Linked DNA regions of Homo sapiens: all the other regions are linked to region 1. Evidence: chromatin loops called from intact Hi-C (ENCODE). Cell type or tissue: Calu3. All regions are shown on one strand. Region 1 overlaps LOC105369844 (a long non-coding RNA gene). Region 2 has its middle 150 kb from the start of PHLDA1-AS1. Region 3 has its middle 10 kb from the start of PHLDA1-AS1.

Region 1 (2,500 bases):
CTAATCTAGATTGCTCCTGTTAAGTGGGGTGAACACAAGATTGCTGGGTTTGCCAGGTTCTCATAACCCATTCATAGAAGACAGAGGTGTTTGTACTATCTTTCCGGGCAGTATAATTATCCTGAATGCCATCCATTTCACCTATGAAAAAATACTTCTATTATCCCTTGATCTCAATTTAGATAGTATTTCCAAGTGATTAGGTTATAATAACTCTCCTAGAATGTAGACTATAGGAGCTTGGAAATGCCACTTCATCACTTTTTGAGATTGTACCTATTTAGGATACTTTATCAACCTGCCAGTAGGATGTAGAGTTTGTCACTAACTGACACACATACATATCATATCATCTATGAAGAAGTATTTCAAATAAATTACAGGCGGTAGAACATGAGTTTCTCAGCACCACAATACTTACATGCACAAAAATCTAATTGAGTACAGAGAAGGGAAGGATATACTCAGCCTGGGGTGTTAGGGAAGCTTCACAAAGTAGGTTATATTTGAATGGAGTCTTGAAGTTTACCAGGGAGAAAAGGGAGTTGGGCATAAAGGAATCCCAGGCTGAAAGAACAGCTTGTATAAAAGCAGGAAGACAAAAGACAATCATGTGTGATCATGCATGTAGTGTAAGAAATCCAGGGCAGCTGAAACATGAAATGAGCAAGGAGGTAAGGGGAAAAGTGAATGACAGAACATGAGGTTCTACAAACAGCAGATAGCTTGGACTGCCTTTGATTTCTTCCTTTCCTTTTCTTTCCATCATCACCATAGCATGAGATAGTGGAGAGAATGGAGTACTCTCAGTTAGAATTTGTCACTTCTTGGTCATCCAGACTTGGGAAAGTGATCTGCTGGTACTCATTCACTAAAATGTTGATTCACAGACCTAGCTAATCACTGAATCAAAATACAGTTTCCCAAGCCCCATCCCACACCTCCCAAATCAGGCTCTCTGGAGGTGGCTCCTGTAATCTGTTCTTTTTAAATTCCTAATTTGCGAATCGCTGTCTTAAGTGCAGGAATTCGCCTTTGTTAAAAATCCTGTAAGTGGTTGTTATTTCTTTTGGCCTATTTCTTCCAAGAAGAAAAAGGAGAGAGAAGCAACCTGAAGAGTCTGAAATAGTTAAAACATAAAATCTTTAAAATCCTTTGGCCAAGTTGTGGCATTTGTAGGGGGAGGGAAAGATTATCCAAAGGTAAAAGACTTTTCTCCCTTTGAAGCTATATTGGTGTGATGTGAATCAAACCATTCATGCAGAGAACAAAAGCACTTTTGACTTCAGCAGCCAGTTAAGATGGTAACTTAAATAAACAGGGAGGAAAAGAGATATGACAAAAGGTCAACTTAGTCATAGCTTCTTGAGCTTCAACTGAAGCAGTGCCCAAGGCTGAACAGCTGAATTGAGTTGGCAATTATTCACCCTTCCAGAGGTTCCCAACCTGAAGTCACCAGACCTGTGAAGCCAAGTCAGAGGGAGGTCAGGAAACTATTTTCAATATTTCAAAATTTCTACTGGATTGCTTCTCAAAGTGTTGTTCAAGGAACAGTGAGGTCTAAACCACCTGAATGATAAGGACAACACTTGTTAAAAAATGAAGATTCCCACCCCAACAGATCATATTTTAGATTATTGGGTGTGGAAACTGGATATCTGTATTTCTTTATTTTTTAAAATTATTTATTTATTTATTTATTTATTTTTTGAGACAGACTCTCACTCTGTCACCCAGGTTGGAGTACAGTGGTACCATCTCGGCTCACTGCAACCTCCATCTCCCAGGTTCAAGTGATTCCCCTACCTCAGCCTCCTGAGTAGCTGGGATGCACCACCACGCCTGGCTAATTTTTGTATTTTTAGTAGAGACGGGATTTTGCCATGTTGGCCAGGCTGGTCTCGAACTCCTGATCTCAAGTGATCTGCCCGCCTTAGCCTCCCAAAGTGCTGAGATTACAGGTGTGAGCCACCGTGCCTGGCCCAGATCTGTATTTCTTTTTAAACACTAGAAGATTATGAAAGAACTAGTTTGTGATAAGGCTAAGAAAAATATATCTAACTAGCACCCCAATTTCCTCTTCTTTGGCTGAAACTACCAAATCATTATGGAGATTCTTTCCTATGAAGGAGTAAAAGACATACTATACCCAAATATGCCATATTGATTATTTCAAGCTGAAAACACTGGAAAATTGTAGTTTCAAGAAAAGGCTGACCTGTCTTTTCCTGTCAGGTGCAAGCCATAAAGATTTCTTTGAGACAGGTGCCTTCCCACTACCAGGACAAAAGAATAGTTCTTAACATTGGAGCCAGACTTGGCACTGCAACAGGACTGAATTAATTAACTCTGCCACTAGCTTTACACTCCATGTATATACCTCCTAGTGACTCCTCTAGAATTTACTACCCCAGGCAGATTTCTTTGTCCTGTCATTTCTTCACAAATTTATTTTTGTCTAAAAATTATAAAAGCTTTGGCCATTTCTTGGGACTTCACA
Region 2 (2,500 bases), 110 kb after region 1:
AATGGAAAATCAGACATTGTATGTTCTCACTGATAAGTGCGAGCTAAGCTATGAGGAAGCAAAGGCATAAGAATGATATAATAAACTCTGGTGTCTTGTGGGGACAGGTGGAAGGGGGGTTGAGAGATAAAAGACTGCACATTGGGTGCAGTGTACACTGTTCGGGTGATGGGAGCCCCAAAATCTCAGAAATCACACCTAAAGAACTCATCCATGTAACAAAATACCACCTGTTCCCCCAAAACTATTGAAATAATAATAATAATAAAAGAAAAAAGAAAAAATAAATATTTCCCTCATAGAAAATACTCTTCATGGTTTTCATACACAGCTCAGAAAGCTAAGTTAAAATGTACTTACTACTCACATCTTAAAACTTTACACACATGTGAGCATGTCCCAACTCTCAACTCACTGGACAGAGCAAGTGGGGAGCCTGCTGTGAGCCAAAAAGTATTTAGATAGGTCTCAATGAGCTTAGAAGTTTATTTTTCCCAGGATAAGGACGACATGCCCAAGAGAATAGAACACAGAATCACCGAAACAGTGCATGGTCTGTGCCTTTCTCCAAAGATGATTTTAAGGGCTTCCATATTTAAAGGGAAAAAGGGAGGGTGTGGTAACCCACATGTTGCAAGAGAAAAGGAGCAGGTTTGGTAATAGTCAATTATGTATTCATCTCAAGATAAGATGAACACAGAGTAGCTACCTGTGGTGATATTTAACCTTTTATCTGTAGCTATCTGCTTAGGAACAAAAGGAAAAGCAGTTTCTGGAGTGACTCAGCTTTCAGCTTAATTTTTTCCTTTTGGCATAGTGAATGGGGTCCTGAGTTTTTATTTTCCTTTCACACCAACCTCCACCCCAGGTGACATTCACTGTCCCCTCACAGGATCCCAAGTGTCCTTGGTGCCTACAATGGTAGGGTCTGACAACAGTGAGAGTGGTAGAGAAATTCCCAGCAACAGCAAGGGAGGAAACAAGGATTCTGTGTCTGCCAGAGAAGGAGGGAGGGGACAGCCTATTTGTGTGAAAAGAACACAGTAATAATTAATATGGTTAATTATTGCCCAAATCCCTTAGTAGACCAAGAGCCTCTCAAAAACTAGACTATATCTTATTAATCTATGTATTCAGAGAATCAATCATGGCACCTGGCACATAGTAGGCCGGGTGTTGGAGTAAGCAGAGCAGTTTTTGTATTATATGACATAGTAAAGAAAAAATTCCTGGTCCAACCCTCAGTCAGTGGTTCCAAAACTTCTCCAGAAAACTGCAATGTGAAATTTAACACTTCAGGGCAGGGGTGTGATTTGCAATTTCAGAATCACAAGCTGTACTGTTCTACTTCAAAATGTCACAATGGAAGAAAAAAAAATAAAATTAAAATCTTTTAAAATCGTTTATTTTAAGAAACAGGAGAAAAATCTACTCCCATTAGGAAGAGGTAAAACAACTGAGAATCCACGGAGATACGAACAAAACTGTTTTATAAAGATTTTGTACTGGGAAGTTATCTCAGTCATGAAACAGAAGCAAGCTGGCTTCAGCAAAGTCCCTGTAAAAGCGAGGAGTGGGGGAGCGTTCTGTGCAATCAGCCTCAACCTTCCTGCTCTCCCTGCAAACACATGTATTTTAAATGCAATGATTTTAGCAAGGGTTTGAGAACTGTTATTTGTTAGATGAAGACTATGTAATTAAACCCACCGTTCTGAAAGAAAAGCTTTGTGGGTACTTTTTTTTTTTTTTAATCTTCTGTGGCTGGGCTGGTAATTTTTTCCTGTCTCACACCTACTCAAAACCCAGGGGATTTGTCCTTGATGCCTGGCATGAATGTAATTACAGTACAGTTCTCTAGTGCATAGTTCAATCACAGCAGACAACTATTGATTTGTGTGTAAATCGGAATACATGTAATTTTCTCCAGACGAGGAGTTGTTAAAATGCATTAACAGCCTCGGGTTTCATGTTTTGGATATGGTGACAGTGGGGGTGTTGGTTGTTTTGCTTTATATTTTTCATTTTCTTTTTTTTCCTTTCCCCCAAGAACTGAGATAAGCTCTTTCTGAGCAGGAAAGCTCCACCGACTTGTTCTGACAAATTCCCATTCCAGTTTCACACTGGGTCACACGCAATCAGAAGAACAACGTAAGCAGGACTTCAGGGTGAGCAAAAAGGTTGAGGCTGATTGCACAGAACGCTTCCCCTCTCCTTGCTTTTACGGGGACTTTGCTGAAGCCAGCTTACTTCTTTTTCATGACTGAGATAACTTCCCAGGACAAAAAAATGTGTATTTATTTAATGATCCTAAAAGATTTTGTTTTCACATTTTTCTTTGAGTTGCAATAATAATAACACAAAATGTTCATTTTCTTCTTGTTTACACAAAACACTCTCTGATTGCTAAGAGACCACATAGTATAGTGGAAAAGGACAAAATTAGGCAGCTGAGAAGACCTGGGTATGATATCGGGTCTGTCTTGGCCCTGGGGAAGTCACA
Region 3 (2,500 bases), 250 kb after region 1:
ACACACAGACACACACACACACTCTGGTTTCTTTTGTGAATTTGCCTGTTTCCTGAAGTTTTGTTAATCCATGTGGATTATATTTGAAAAGGGTAAAACATGATTAACTTTTTTTTTTTTTTTTTTTGAGACAAGGTCTCACTCTGTTTTCCAGGCTGGAGTGCAGTGGTGCAATTAGAGCTCACTGTGTCCTCGAACTCCTGGACTCAAGTGGTCTTCCTGCCTCAGAGTCCCAGGTAGCTGGGACCATAGGTGTGTGCCATCACATCAGGCTGTGTTTTTTATTTTTTGTAGAGGCGGGTTCTCACTTTGTTGCCCAGGCTGGTCTTGAACTCTGACCTCAAGTGATCCTCCTGCCTCTGTCTCCCAAAGGGCTGATATTACGGGCATGAGCCACTGAGCCTGGCCATGATTCCATTTTTAAAACTATGGAATTAAACAGTTTACTTTCCATCTCAGTTTATACTTTTTGGGGAAAAGATGTGATGAATCTTTTCATCTAAATGCTGAAAAGACTATAAATGATGTCTGAATGCTTCGAGTGATTATTTGCAAGAATAACAACACCTTGGATTTATGGAAATTGTCTTTCAGGCTTTACAAAGCAGTGGTGCAGTATTGAAAGAGCATTAATTAAGAATCATGGAAACTGGAATTTGGTTCTAATCATGTCTTTAACTTTAACTGCCGGTGTGACCTTGGGTGGCTAACTGACACCTCCTCACATCATTTTTTTTTTCACTGTAAAATGGGGAAGGATGGATGCTACATCATCTAAACTTCCAAAATGCCATGATCAACTCTGATTTCAAACTCAGTATTTCTGCAGGTAGGAGAGAGATTATTGCCTAACATTTGTTAGAAAGCAAACTCAAACCAGGGTCCACCAGCTGTTAAGACAGCCATGAAGCTCAGGTCTTCCGGCAGCTACCTGGCACGACTTACAGGCATCAGGGATTTCATGTGAACCCCTGGCAATAATTACAATTATTCCGTAGTGAGCCAGCACATTGTGGCAAGGATTAAATGCTTTCTCACGCCTGCAAATGCAACCCATATACAAATGCAATCCACCTGAGGAGTCTCCTTTTCTGTCAGAAACTAAAAAAGTAAGTCACTGAATTGTTCTCCCACTGAGACCACAGTCATCCCCTCCAGCGGTGGTGTTGAAATGTGGCAACAGGAAGTTACAAAGGGACCTGGCACCACCACAGACCACTGCTTTGTCATAGGTGTTCGGGCAGGATAGGCCTCACCCTCAAAGCAGGACGCTCAAAGCTCTAAGGAAGCCACTCTGCCCAGGGCTGCTTCAAACACTTAGAGATCAGGTTCTGCACCAAAAAACTGACAAGCCCGCCTTCATATGCCATGAAAAGTTACTAGCAAGAAGAGTAAAAACAGTAATTATAATACACACACACATACACGCACACAATGTATATATTTGGGGGTTCCTTGGAAGGATCATTAAAGGCAGGTGTTTACCAACTACAGCCAACGAACTACAGCCAAGCTTTGTAGAAATGAACATTTCTTTAACAACTAAAAACCAAAAAAAAGAACTGTTACAAGTTTGGCTTCTTTGGCTGTGATTAGTCACAAAGCTGGTCTGCAGTTTTGAGGTCATGAGTCAGCTCTGACGGGGTAAGCCACACTACTGGTTACAATTTGCTATGGCAAAGTTCAAAATACTCGCAAAATAAGTCAACTGTATGAACTATCAGCTTCTGGAGAAAGCCAGTGGAGGATAGTAACATAATTAAAACTTTGAAACTCCCCAAGGGTCATTTCCTGTTTCTTTCTCCCCAGTACTTGAATACTCATTTATCAGTTGCTTTGGAAGCACAGGATGTCTGGTCTTAAAACACGGCAGTACGTGTTTGCTCACTCCATTATAAACGACTTTGGCAGTCCTTAAGAGTATACAACATAACCGCATTGACTATTTTTTCAAGTTTTCATTTCCGGAGCCTGACTAAATATCAAATGCTTCAGGTGAATGCTCTGGCAAAAAGCAAGCCGTTCTCACATCGACTCTATCTCAGAAGCAGCTAATTCTGACTCTGTGTCTGGGAGTAACGAAGGGGACCTCTTTATCCCTAGGTCCTGACAATCCCTTCAAGATAAAATAAGATTCTGAATAATCCTCAAACCAATTAAATTTGCCTATAGCGACAGTCTATCCCAGATCATCTAAATTTCCACAGTGTTGTGGCCTCCACTGGTGCCATCTTTGATAAACAGACTTACTTTGTAGGCAAGTAAGGCTAGAGCTCTAGAACACTCGCACCATGACGTTTATTTGATTATGGCCTTTCTATGTAGCTGGTGAGGGCTTCCCACCAGGTCTTTGAGAAAAAAAGCAAGTAAGGATATTTTGCTGAATAAATTCGTATGGCCAATGAGTTCAGTATTCAAGTTTTCCTCTGTCAATAATTCTGGATAGTTGGAATGTCGTGTTGACATGATTCCTTCTACTTTAACATAAGTATAAATTTGG

The links. Peaks named below come from ENCODE experiments on the same cell type or tissue, not always from the same donor. Only the 100,000 strongest peaks of a DNase experiment are listed, where the experiment ranks them.
Region 2: a loop joins it to region 1, with 2.0 times the contacts of the local background. A loop is called at or near these places in 2 of 110 quality-filtered maps.
Region 3: it touches region 1 in a loop (4-fold over the local background); 9 of 110 quality-filtered maps call a loop at or near these places.

What each region holds. Positions count from the first base shown.
Region 1 is chr12:75,765,598-75,768,097 of GRCh38, forward strand. All of the region lies in intron 1 of LOC105369844 (a long non-coding RNA gene), which reads right to left. Among named protein-coding and RNA genes, the nearest start is that of KRR1, 260 kb to the left of the region's middle. In Calu3, no CTCF peak of the experiment used is centred here; a DNase peak (open chromatin) is centred at 1,404.
Region 2 is chr12:75,876,360-75,878,859 of GRCh38, forward strand. No RefSeq gene overlaps it. Among named protein-coding and RNA genes, the nearest start is that of PHLDA1-AS1, 150 kb to the right of the region's middle. In Calu3, no CTCF peak of the experiment used is centred here; no DNase peak of the experiment used is centred here.
Region 3 is chr12:76,019,256-76,021,755 of GRCh38, forward strand. No RefSeq gene overlaps it. Among named protein-coding and RNA genes, the nearest start is that of PHLDA1-AS1, 10 kb to the right of the region's middle. In Calu3, no CTCF peak of the experiment used is centred here; DNase peaks (open chromatin) are centred at 1,196 and 1,636.